Linked DNA regions of Homo sapiens: region 1 is linked to region 2. Evidence: chromatin contacts called from ENCODE Hi-C or POLR2A ChIA-PET data. All regions are on one chromosome and are shown on one strand. The core of a region is the stretch at or near the end of the contact, and the rest is flanking DNA. Distances in the headings are between cores, read along the strand shown.

The links. A loop is a pair of places that touch in the nucleus more often than their neighbours do. ChIA-PET counts read pairs that join two places held with the same protein, here RNA polymerase II (POLR2A). Pooled maps may share reads with other maps.
Region 1: a map with no recorded cell type shows a loop between it and region 2 (5-fold over the local background). The contact joins two enhancer-like sites. A Hi-C loop is called at or near these places in 9 of 168 maps with a recorded cell type or tissue (CD4-positive, alpha-beta memory T cell, CD8-positive, alpha-beta T cell, GM12878 and 5 more), 26 of 37 single-sample maps with no recorded cell type and 16 of 50 pooled maps. POLR2A ChIA-PET finds 5 or more read pairs at or near these places in 7 of 52 experiments (A673, AG04450, BJ and 4 more).

Annotation. Positions count from the first base shown.
Region 1 is chr6:129,680,016-129,685,439 of GRCh38, reverse strand. The region is part of intron 1 of ARHGAP18 (Rho GTPase activating protein 18); the gene reads left to right. Among named protein-coding and RNA genes, the nearest start is that of ARHGAP18, 27 kb to the left of the region's middle. RefSeq lists an enhancer at 1,102-1,396. Within about 2 kb of position 1,304, at least 35 of the 41 ENCODE cell types and tissues checked have a DNase peak (open chromatin) inside an H3K27ac peak, as active enhancers do.
Region 2 is chr6:129,605,302-129,610,761 of GRCh38, reverse strand. ARHGAP18 (Rho GTPase activating protein 18) reads left to right here. Exons shown (of 15, transcript NM_033515.3): 9 at 2,710-2,869; 10 at 4,803-4,885. Among named protein-coding and RNA genes, the nearest start is that of ARHGAP18, 100 kb to the left of the region's middle. Within about 2 kb of position 2,816, at least 2 of the 41 ENCODE cell types and tissues checked have a DNase peak (open chromatin) inside an H3K27ac peak, as active enhancers do.

The DNA.
Region 1 (5,424 bases), core at 55-2,554, 76 kb before region 2:
TGGCTCCCAGGTTTAAGTGATTCTCCTAGCTCAGCCTCCCAAGTAGCTGGGATTACAGGTGCCTGCCACCATGCCTGGCTAATTTTTGCATTTTTAGTAGAGATGAGTTTTTACCATGTTGGCCAGGCTGGTCTTGAACTCTTGACCTCAATTGATCCGCCCACCTCGGTCTCCCAAAGTACTGGGATTACACATGTGAGCCACTGTGCCCAGCCCTATATTTCATGATTCTATGAGAGTAGGTATAGTTATGGTCTCTATTTTATAGTTGGGGAAACCGAGGCCCAAAAGTGAAGAAAACTTGCTCAAGGTGACATGCTAGGAATGTGGTGGAGCTGCTTTGAAACCCTGGCAGCCTGGTTCCAGAGGCTGTCCTGTTAATTACTACGCTGTGTCCAGTGTCCACCGCCGGAGTCTGAGAAAGCAGTAATGACGTTTCTCTATTTCAGTGACCTTGCATATTGGATTTGCCCAGTTTACTTTGGAAGTACCCATTCCACTTTTCTAGGATCATGAAACACTGTATTTAATACTCAAATATCTTAGTGCTGATATCTTCTCTGATTCTAGAGGGCATTTCACAGATCTTACTGAAAAATTCCTTGGGGTAGTATTAGGCTTCGGGTTAAGTAATTTATTTATTAGACAAATTTCTTGGCTTTCATGATTTGGGTAAAGTATGGTCAATCTGTGTACTTCTGATTATATGCTAAACACGTGAAAGTCACCAGATGGCCAACTACGATGATTCCCATGGACTTCTACGGATATATTAATGCTGTTTTGGAGGACCCTCTGTGTGCCGCAGGCTCCATGACACCTAATGTTGGTGGATGCGTTCTGGTGTGTATGTGTTTCCATGAAATTTACAAACTAACACACAGCATTCTAACATGTTCACTTAGGAACTTTCAAAACTTTGCCCTACAAGACAACATTCTCAATAGAGAAAATTTAGAAAAATAGCAGCACAAAAGAGGAGGCAAAAGTCACTTATATTATTAATATAATACTACTCTAGAGCTAACCACAATTGAATTTTATTTTGCCTCAGTATTTTTTTCCCATGCACATTCCTAGGCATGCTATCTTAAAGCAACAGTTTGTGTAGTTAATCTGTTGCTCTCCCCACAGTTATATTTTAACTAGGGTACTGAATACAGAACGTTTTGCACATGCATTTTTGCTGGAGAAACCACAGATATGTAGCCATTTATAGTGTTTCTTAGCTATCGCATGCATCATTTCCTCTCCTACTTCCTCCTGTCACTGGCAGTCCTGCAGCTGGCCTGCCTTGCCACTCCTGACATCTGAGTCATCACTGACATCTCTCTCCCCAGGCCTGCTCAAGGAGCTCTTACTAAGCTTTGTTATTTTTTTCTCTCCAAGATTTTTCAGATCTGTACTTTATTTTTCAACGCCCCAACTCAATCCTAATCTGCACTTCAATCATCTCGCGCTGTCAGTGTCAGTTTCTTGGCTTTGAGCTCCTTCTCTTTTCAATTCACATTTTCAAAAGCCATTTTCTCCCAAGTGTTTTCTCACCTTTCCTTTCTTAGCAGAACTCCCCCCCGCCGTGGTTACACCTCCACGTTACTTTCCAGGTATGCCCACATCATTTTATGATTCTTGATGGTGTTCTCATTCACCATATCCACTTTGTGCAAGGCAGAGATACACCTTGCTGCTTTGTTATTGCATTGTTGTGAAAGGTAAATTGGGCTGGCCCCAGAGAAAATTGTGAAATAAGGAAAGATTTTGCCATCTCCAACCTCTATTTTCCATTACATTTTTGACTCATCAGGGCTTTTTTCTTCTCTGACTTGTTATCATTCCGCTCTGTAATTCATACTGCTAATCAAAATATGAAAGGATCTGATATTGGTTGTTTATACGTAAATGAATTTGATCACAAATTATTAACGTGTGATCAATGTTTTAATGAAATGAAGCTAATGCAAGTAGATATAGTTTTTCATTTCTACGGGAAAAAAAGCCCGTACTTGGCAGATAAAAAAACCAACAACCCTGTGCTGGTTCCTTCCACCTCAAATTAAAAGAAAAAACAAGGCCGGGCGTGGTGGCTCACGCCTGTAATCCCAGCACTTTGGGAGGCTGAATTGGGCAGATCACGAGGTCAGGATATCGAGACCATCCTGGCTAACATGGTGAAACCCGGTCTCTACTAAAAATACAAAAAGTTAGCCGGGCGTGGTGGCGAGTGCCTGTAGTCCCAGCTACTCGGGAGGCTGAGGCAGGAGAATGGTGTGAACCTGGGAGGTGGAGCTTGCAGTGAGCCGAGATCACGCCACTGCAGTCCAGCCTGGGTGACACAGCGAGACTCCGTCTCAAAAAAAACAAAAAAAAAAACAAAAAAAAAAAAAGAAAAAACAAAACACATTTCTCACTTTTTTTTTCCTGAAGTATATAAGTCTGTGAATAACCATGGTGGTAAAAACAGAAAGGAGAAACAGAACGAGAAAGAAAGAAATAGAACAATCAATAGAATATAGTAATATTATCAAGCTATGTCTTTTGATTAAAATGTATTATATGGTTTACCTTGATTAAAATGCATTATGTGTGCAGTTTTCTCAAAAAAATTCTTATTGTGTTTTATTGTTCAGTCCCTTGTTTATTCTCAGCTGTGTGTCCAGTTACTCTATCCATCTTAGACTATAAACTCATCAAGGCATTAAACATGTTGTTTTCTTTATTCCTGAATCTCAACATCTAGTTAATGCCAGGCAGGCTGTGGACAGTCAATAAATGTTTGCTAATTATGTGATGATGCTTTGGGACATAAGAATGTTGCTTTGTGTCTCTAGGGTTTTAGTTTATTTTTACCAGATCAAACTTTAGAATTCGACTAACACTAATGTCAGAAGTCTGTGTTTCAGTAACCATCTACAGATAATGGCACCCAGTTGTCCATGAGGAGATGCCATTTGCATCCTGTGTGGGTGACAGCTATGCTTTGATTCCTCTTGGATCTGTAGGACTACTTGCCTGTAAGACCTCATGTATTGTTCTGGGGGTCTGCCAGAGAGGGAAGCTAGCCTCAGAACACGGGGAAATGAGGCAAGGGGGCTTCAGAAGTGGTCATGTCAGGATTCTGGCTTGGCAAAGAGAAAGGCGTGGGTTGTTTTATGTTCCAAAGCTGGAGTTATTTCTTCTGTGACCCTGGCATGTCTTCATACTTAACAGACACCAATATTGTCCTTTCCTTGGTTTAGCCAAAACCGGGGGTTAGGGTGGGTAGTAGGAGGTGAAGGAGCTTTTCTTCAGTATGTATGAAGGGGATTGACGTAATATCTGCTTTCATAAACTGAATCTCCAGTGAGCCTTCCTTTAAAAAATAATTGTATGTAAAAACCACATAATGATTCTGTAATTACAGTGTGTTGGCACAGTTGTTAAATTATAAATTTAATAAGCTAAGATGAGCTCAGTAAGAGTATAGGCTTTTCACTGGAGTGAAAGGACATTACTTGATGAGATACAGCAGAGAGGAAACAATAGACTTTTTGTGTAGCTGCCTGAAACTTCTGCTAGGTGAAGGCAAGCCAATAAATGAAGAAGAAGGGATAATGGATTGCCTAACCTGTGAACTTGGTCACCATGTTCTTTGAAAACAAAGTGAAATGCAATGTGTTGTCTTTGGACTGTCTCACAGTGCTTACCCTACATCAGACAACCCTTGTCTAGTATTTCACGGATTTTGATTTGCTATTTATTTTGCATTTGCCTTCATGTTGCTATGTTTTAAGCCATGAAATGAATTATTTATTCTGTTTATACAAGCAAAAAAAAGTTAATAGCTCAAATAAAATGGGAATATATTTGTAATGGCATCATAGTATATGATGTGGTATTTTTATTCTTGCTTAAGAGGCTGAAGATTGAATTTGTATACTAATTCAGATCTGGAGAGAGAAGAAAGTAGATGGGGCTTATATACAAGCAGTCATTGAATTATTGATTTATATGTAGGTTTTCTACCTCAGGATGTTTTCTTTTTTGGAGGACACTGTTAAGTATTAACAATGTTAAGAAATACTTCTAGCTGGGCGCGGTGGCTCACGCCTGTAATCCCAGCACTTTGGGAGGCCGAGGCAGGCGGATCACGAGGTTAGGAGTTCAAGACGAGCCTGGCCAACATAGTAAAACCCTGTCTCTACCAAAAATACAAAAATTAGCTGGACATGGCAGTGCGTGCCTGTAGTCCCAGCTACTCAGGAGGCTGAGGCAGGAGAATCACTTGAACTCGGGAGGTGGAGGTTACAGTGAGCCGCGATTGTGCTACTGCACTCCAGCTTGGGCAACAGAGTAAGACTTCGTCTCAAAAAACAACAACAACAGCAAAAAAAACTTCTGATTAAGGATCTTGGCAAGTGGATTCTAGAATGGCAGCAATTCTCCATGTCCAGGAAACTAGAGAAGGAGGCGAGTCAGGATTATGGTGGGCTGTGTTACAGTTCTACTCAAAGGGTTTATCGGGAAGGCAGAGATTTGGCCCATCCTCCACTGCTGTCATTGCTGAAGTACAAAGTCATAATGCCTCCTCACTGTTTTCCTTGGAGCCCTGAGGTCCATACATACTCTCTGGGTTATCCATATAATTTTGCCTTTAGGCTTTTAGGCTCTCTAGCCAAGAATTCCTTTTTCAGTTAAGGAAAAGCAACTATAAGGAGCATGTCCCCTGGATGAATGCCATGTTACTCTTCCAGTTCTGGAAACGATCTGGCTCCAGGGTACCACCAGACCAGGCTTCGGCCTTGCCCAGATTTACCTCTGATCCTAAAGGCTCCTGAGAACTGGCCCTGTGTAGGGGGCTGCTTGCTGAGCTTTCTTGGGCTCTTTCTCCCAGGATTAATACAGTGCAGTGTCAAGCCAGAGTTCTGAAATGGGTCAGTAAAAGTTACAGGAGCTGTTCGAAAGGAAATTTGAGGTTATTATTGAGGAGGAAGGAGAGGGGGAGAAAAGAGGTATAATATTAGTTTTAATTTGTATGGTACTTCCCAGTATAATTTAATTAAATTCTCACCTTAAACGCCTTAAATAACTTAGGAGTAGAGAACCTTGCTTTTGGGGACCTATTCAGAAGCAGAAAAACTCTTCAGATATGTTTGGAGCAGAACTGTAAATGCTCTGGCTTAGTAAATTTGTATTTTTTTTCTTATTACCCTTTTTCATTCTTAGGCTTTCTGTGTAGGTATGATTGTCTGATAGTGGCTTCCAAAAATTTTTAAAAAGGTCCTAATTCACAGAAGTTGTGAATGTGAACTTATTTGGAAAAAGGGTCTTTGCAGATGTGATTAAGTTAAGATCTTGAGATGGGAAATTATCCTGGATTATCCAGTTGGGTCCTAAATGCAATTACAAGTATCCTTTTAGGTGGCAGAGGGAGATTTGATATGCAGA
Region 2 (5,460 bases), core at 1,567-4,066:
CAGCTACTCAGGAGGCTGAGGCAGGAGAATCGCTTGAACCTGGGAGGCAGAGGTTGCAGTGAGCCAAGATCGCACCATTGCACTCCAGCCCGGGCAACAGTGCGAGACTTCGTCTCAAAAGAAAAAAAAAAGAAAAAGGCCAGGATCATAGACTCCTGCAGATGGGGGACCTTGACATCCTATGCATAATTAGTCTTAGTGAGCCGGCCAGACGAGACACTCTCAACCACCTTCCTGATTCACACAGTTCCCTGTCTTGCTGCATCCAGGGTAGCCTGAGTCTGGCTGGTGAAAGAATAATTCCTAGACTTCCCAATTTGAGCCATCCCTTCTCCCTTGCCTTTTCTTCTCTCTGGATGACAGTTCCTTCCCACTGTTCCAGGGTACCACGTGTCCTCCTGCTGTCATCTTTGTGCCTCACTTTTTGGCCTGGGGGATAAAGCTTCCAATGAATGCATGATAAAGATGGAATTACCCTACAGGGGATGCATACTGCATATCCCCTCAGGGGATTTAAATGTAAAGGGGACTCATACTTGGAATTGTAGCTGTATCTGGAAGCAGCCATTAACTACTAACTTTTACCCTATCTTCCAAATTCACCTTTAGCTCTGCACTGAGATAGCACAAGTAACCACTGCCCACATCCAATACATTGTCTTCCTGAATTTGAAAATCCAAGAGAAAATAGGAGAAAAGAGAGAGAATCTCTCTTCATTTTCATAACCCCATTCTTTATGAAATCGTTAGAGCTGGATCAGGACTAAGTGTTTCTTGGGGAGTGCACACTGTCCTGGCCTGCTTCTAATGGGCTGTGGTGTTGCCAGGATTGGAATTACTCTTTATACATTTCACAGTTTGCATCACCTGCTTTTTTTGATAAGTTGCCTTGATTTAGGACACCAGTTTCGGCCTCCTTGGCTCTTACTACATAGTGATCTCATTTTAATAGGATTCGAGTAACCTGATATATTCTGATCATAATTTTCCACTTGTGTCCCCTGGGTTTGGTGTCTGGTACTTAGAGCTCCCTGAAACTGTGGTGTTTGTAAGTTTCATAGCTTGTCATTGTCTCACTTCATGTAACACCTATAGCACGTTTGCCACTAGTGGACATTGTGTGATTCTGAGACGAGTTCTTTTAAGTACATTCACTAACAAAGATATAATTCCTCAGAAACAGGTAACAAACATAACTTCATATTACCCACATTGGCAAGATAGTCCTCAATTCACCGAGTTCAAAGCACTCGGGCCCTCACTAGCAGACTGCAATGGCCAGCTCACAGGAGGCAAAAATACATTTACTTCAGTACAGAATAGTGAATATAATGCAGATTTTACTTTGCAACGAGAAGGCTGGCAGAAGGACAAGTTTAACTAAGTGTAATTTCTAAGAAGGCCAATTAAGTGGATTCAGCTGGCTCAACTCTTCAACCCAGCCTGTTGTCATATGCCAAATTATGCAGCAGCTGGTCCATTATAAATAATTTAAAAGATAATATGCAAAAATGTTGGTTGTCTCTTTTCCCCCTGGCCCCACCAAATTTCTCTGTACTATTCTCTCTCCCTCTCCCTCCATTTTTTCTGCCTCTCTTCTCTGGATCTTCCTCTGTTGTCCTTTCCTCCCTCATTCTTTCCCTGCTCATTCTTTCCCCCCTCATTCTTTCCCTCCATGCCCCCTCTCTCTCCTCTTCCTTCCCTCCCTATCTCCCACTCCCTTTTTCTATCTTTTCCTCCCTCCTCTTTTTTTTTTCCTCTTCCTCCTTTTCTCACTCCCTCTTCCCTCCTCTCTATTTCTTTTTCTGTCTTTGCCACTCCCCTTCACCTATTTCATCAATTACAAAAATAATTGGGGGTAGAGAATGGTTGTTGTGTTAGGAAGAGAAAATGTGGTAATTTGCCTTACAAGAAAACAAAGAACATACTTTGGGAGAATGGTTTCATGTAACAGAGGAAAGTGACAGAAACTTGTGATGGTTTTTAACGTGATAGGATTTATATATAGTAAAGAAGTATACAAAAAATAGTAATTACAAAACTCAATTGATTTATTAGTAATAATTTGCCTGACAAATTTTGTAGAGTTCTGAGGTAAGTGAACTAGATATTTCTAATTCTGCATGGACTCAGACTGTTTTTTGCAGCTGGCAGCAGGATGGCTGTGCATTAAAGACAGGTATATTGATGTATTTTCTTGCCTCGTTTACTATAAAATTGGGTTTTCCATTTCCCGTAGGTGACTAATCAGAGGTAGCCTTCTGTTTTAGTCCCAGAGACTGATTATGTATTTTTTTATGTAATATACTTCTAAATTTAAAACATATACTTCTTTTTTAATGATTTTTTTCTTAATTTAACGAAGATTTATAATATGTAGATGAAGCCCCCAAATGGAACAATTATTTTAACCAGTCTCTTAATTAAAACTTTATTACTTACAGTTTGTGGAATGTCCAGGAAAAAGTATAAATTTTAAAATGTTTTTTGGCCTTAGGTACAGTTTTTTGTTGGTAAAGTACATTTGGATTAGAGGAGAGGAGTAGTTTTTTTTCTGAGTAAAAGAAATATTGACTTTTGGTAGTCTGATTTGTCTTGTCTAAAGAGCAGAGTCTCTTGAAAGTGAAAATGTGTCATACTCTCAGCAAGAAAAAAAATGCACTTCTAGCTGCTTCTTTTTTTTTTTTTTTTTTTTTTCGTGCCTATCAGAATCTTTGCCAAGAACTAGAAGCAAAGTTTTATGAAGGGACTTTTAATTGGGAAAGTGTCAAACAGCATGATGCCGCCAGCCTGCTGAAGCTCTTCATTCGGGAGTTGCCCCAGCCACTGCTCAGTGTGGAGTATCTCAAAGCCTTTCAGGCTGTCCAGAGTAAGTGCTATCCCTCTTTGAAGCAGTCCTTCTGCTGGTGCCATCTATGTTAATTGTTTTAATGACATTTGGCATCACAAAGAACGCAACCAGACGTATTTGGGTGGACATATTGACTCAACTGATGTCAGTGGGTGCTCAGCTGCCATGCATTGTTTTCTGTTTTTCTTATAAATATGCATTCCTGAGTAAACAGATAACAGAATGTTCTCTTTGGGTACAGATTAATTGCACGACATTTAAGCAATACAATATATTTCAGTGTTAAAACCTGGAAACTTCATGTTTCTCTTATAATAGAATGAGTCACATAAGATCTCTGATACAATTTTCTTGCCAAGTGTTAAAAAGCAACACTTACTGGAGAAGCTGTGGATGAACAGTTATCATAAAAGCACAAGGAGAAGTGGTAGGGTCTCTGAGCATTTCTTGAAAAATTAAATTCTGAGGTTGTCATGCAGAAGTGTGGAGCAAAGCATTTTGCTGCCTCATTGGTGGAAGGTCACAAGCTGCTTCTTATGTACTGCCATTTTGTCGTCTTGGGCAAGCTACACATTAGTGTCTCTAATAGTTCTCGATTCTTTTTCCAGTGAACCTAGATCTTATAAGGTTTATCTACTGGCCTAATTATCCATTTTACACCTAGAGGCCATGAAGAAAAGTAAAAATGCCATCACTGCCTTCAAGTAACTGTATCTTTATCTTTTAAACAGGGACACTTATAAGAATGAAAAGGGGCACTATTAATAATTATGGTGAGCTCCCAGCACTTTGGGAGGCTGAGGCGGGCAGATCACTTGAGGTCAGGAGTTCAAGACCAACCTGGCCAATATGGTGAAATCCCATTTCTACTAAAAATACAAAAATTAGCCAGGCATAGTGGTGCGCACCTGTGATCCCTGCTATCCGGGAGGCTGAGGCAGAGAATCACTTGAACCTGAGAGGTGGAGGTTGCAGTGAGCCAAAATCACACCACTGTACTCCAGCCTGGGAGACAGAGTGAGACTCTGACTCAAAAAAAAAAAAAGAATAAATTGCGGTGAGCTACAGTTTCAACCAGAACTGTACCAGGCTATTCTTAACACATACAATATTGAGATGGTTTCATGAGTCATCTCGTATCATGACATTTCTTCAGAATTTCTAGGAGAGACGGAACTGAAATCTCTTCTGTTTAAAGTATTTTTTTCTTAACATGTTTCTTCTTTAAATAGAATAAATTACCTTCTGTGGGAAATATTTTTTAATGTTTAAATTGTGCTACGTTGCATACATTTCCTGGATATGGATTAAAGGACCAAATTTATTGCTGAAAAAGAAATGCTGGAATGATTCTAAATATCCATGAGTATTACTTAAATGGGGTAAGGGCTGCTGAAAATGATAACATCAATGATAATAATGCACCTCTTAGACTGTTGAGCTGCTGCTTCGTTTTCTAATTTATTCCACAGGCATTTATAAGCACCTATTGTGTTCCAGGCCCTATTTTACATATTCCTGTTGGAACTGATGGACTCTTACCATGCATTTGTTCACTCGCCATTAAAAGAAACAAACCACTGTTACGGACGCACCCTGATACTGTATCATGGAAGGTCCAATCCTCTATGTCTTTTCATTGGGGAATAATTATCACGCAGAAGTTAAAATTATTTCCAAAGCACTGTTGTGTGTCTGCAAACATAAGGCCGCACGTCATATGATCACAGTTGGAAGTGAGCATTCTGAGAGAGAGGAAGCTCCTAACAGCAGCTGCTTCTGCTGATCTCCCACAAACACACTCTCAACAAGGCTTGCAGCTCAGTCGTTGTGTCTTACATTTTACAGTCATGTTTATGCCAAATAACTTTTTTCTTAAAAAGTGAAAAAATAAAGTAAAGGAAAATGTTCACTGAAGAAAAGAGTTCAGATTTATTTAATTTGTCTGCAGATCTTCCAACCAAGAAGCAGCAACTACAGGCTTTGAACCTTCTTGTCATCCTCCTACCTGATGCAAACAGGGACACACTGAAGGTCAGCTTGGTTAATTTACATTAAATATCCCTTAGAAGTAAGCACAGTAATTTTTCATTATTTGTGGCAAAACAATAAGATGTGTATCTTGGACATGGTCATAAAAGTCTATAAAGAAAAAGCCTACTTTTAAGGACAGAGGGTGAAAGCCTTTAACTCTTTATGAGGTTGTTATGTTACTAATGTTATTAAGTTTTTGTTTTTTTTAATTTTCACTGTAACATTTCTTCTTCCAAACCAGACGATTGAGGTTCGTCGGTTAATGGAAACGTGGGTGGTTTTTTGTTTTTTTTCTCCTTCTTATTTCTTTTTTTTGCATTTATCAAATTATATTTAATAAGCAGGTAGCAGTAAGGTAAAATATAAATGTTTAAAACAAAAATCCTAAGTTTTATCAAATATAACCCACTACTACCTAAAGATATGACAGTTTGTAGTTTGAAATGGTAGATTTTGAAGTGAGTCATAATGGTGATTTGACACAATTGTTAGCCAAAAGATAGACCAACTCAAACAAATTCTAATTATTTCTCTAAGGGTTCATCCGGAGTTTCTGATTTATATCACCATTTTGA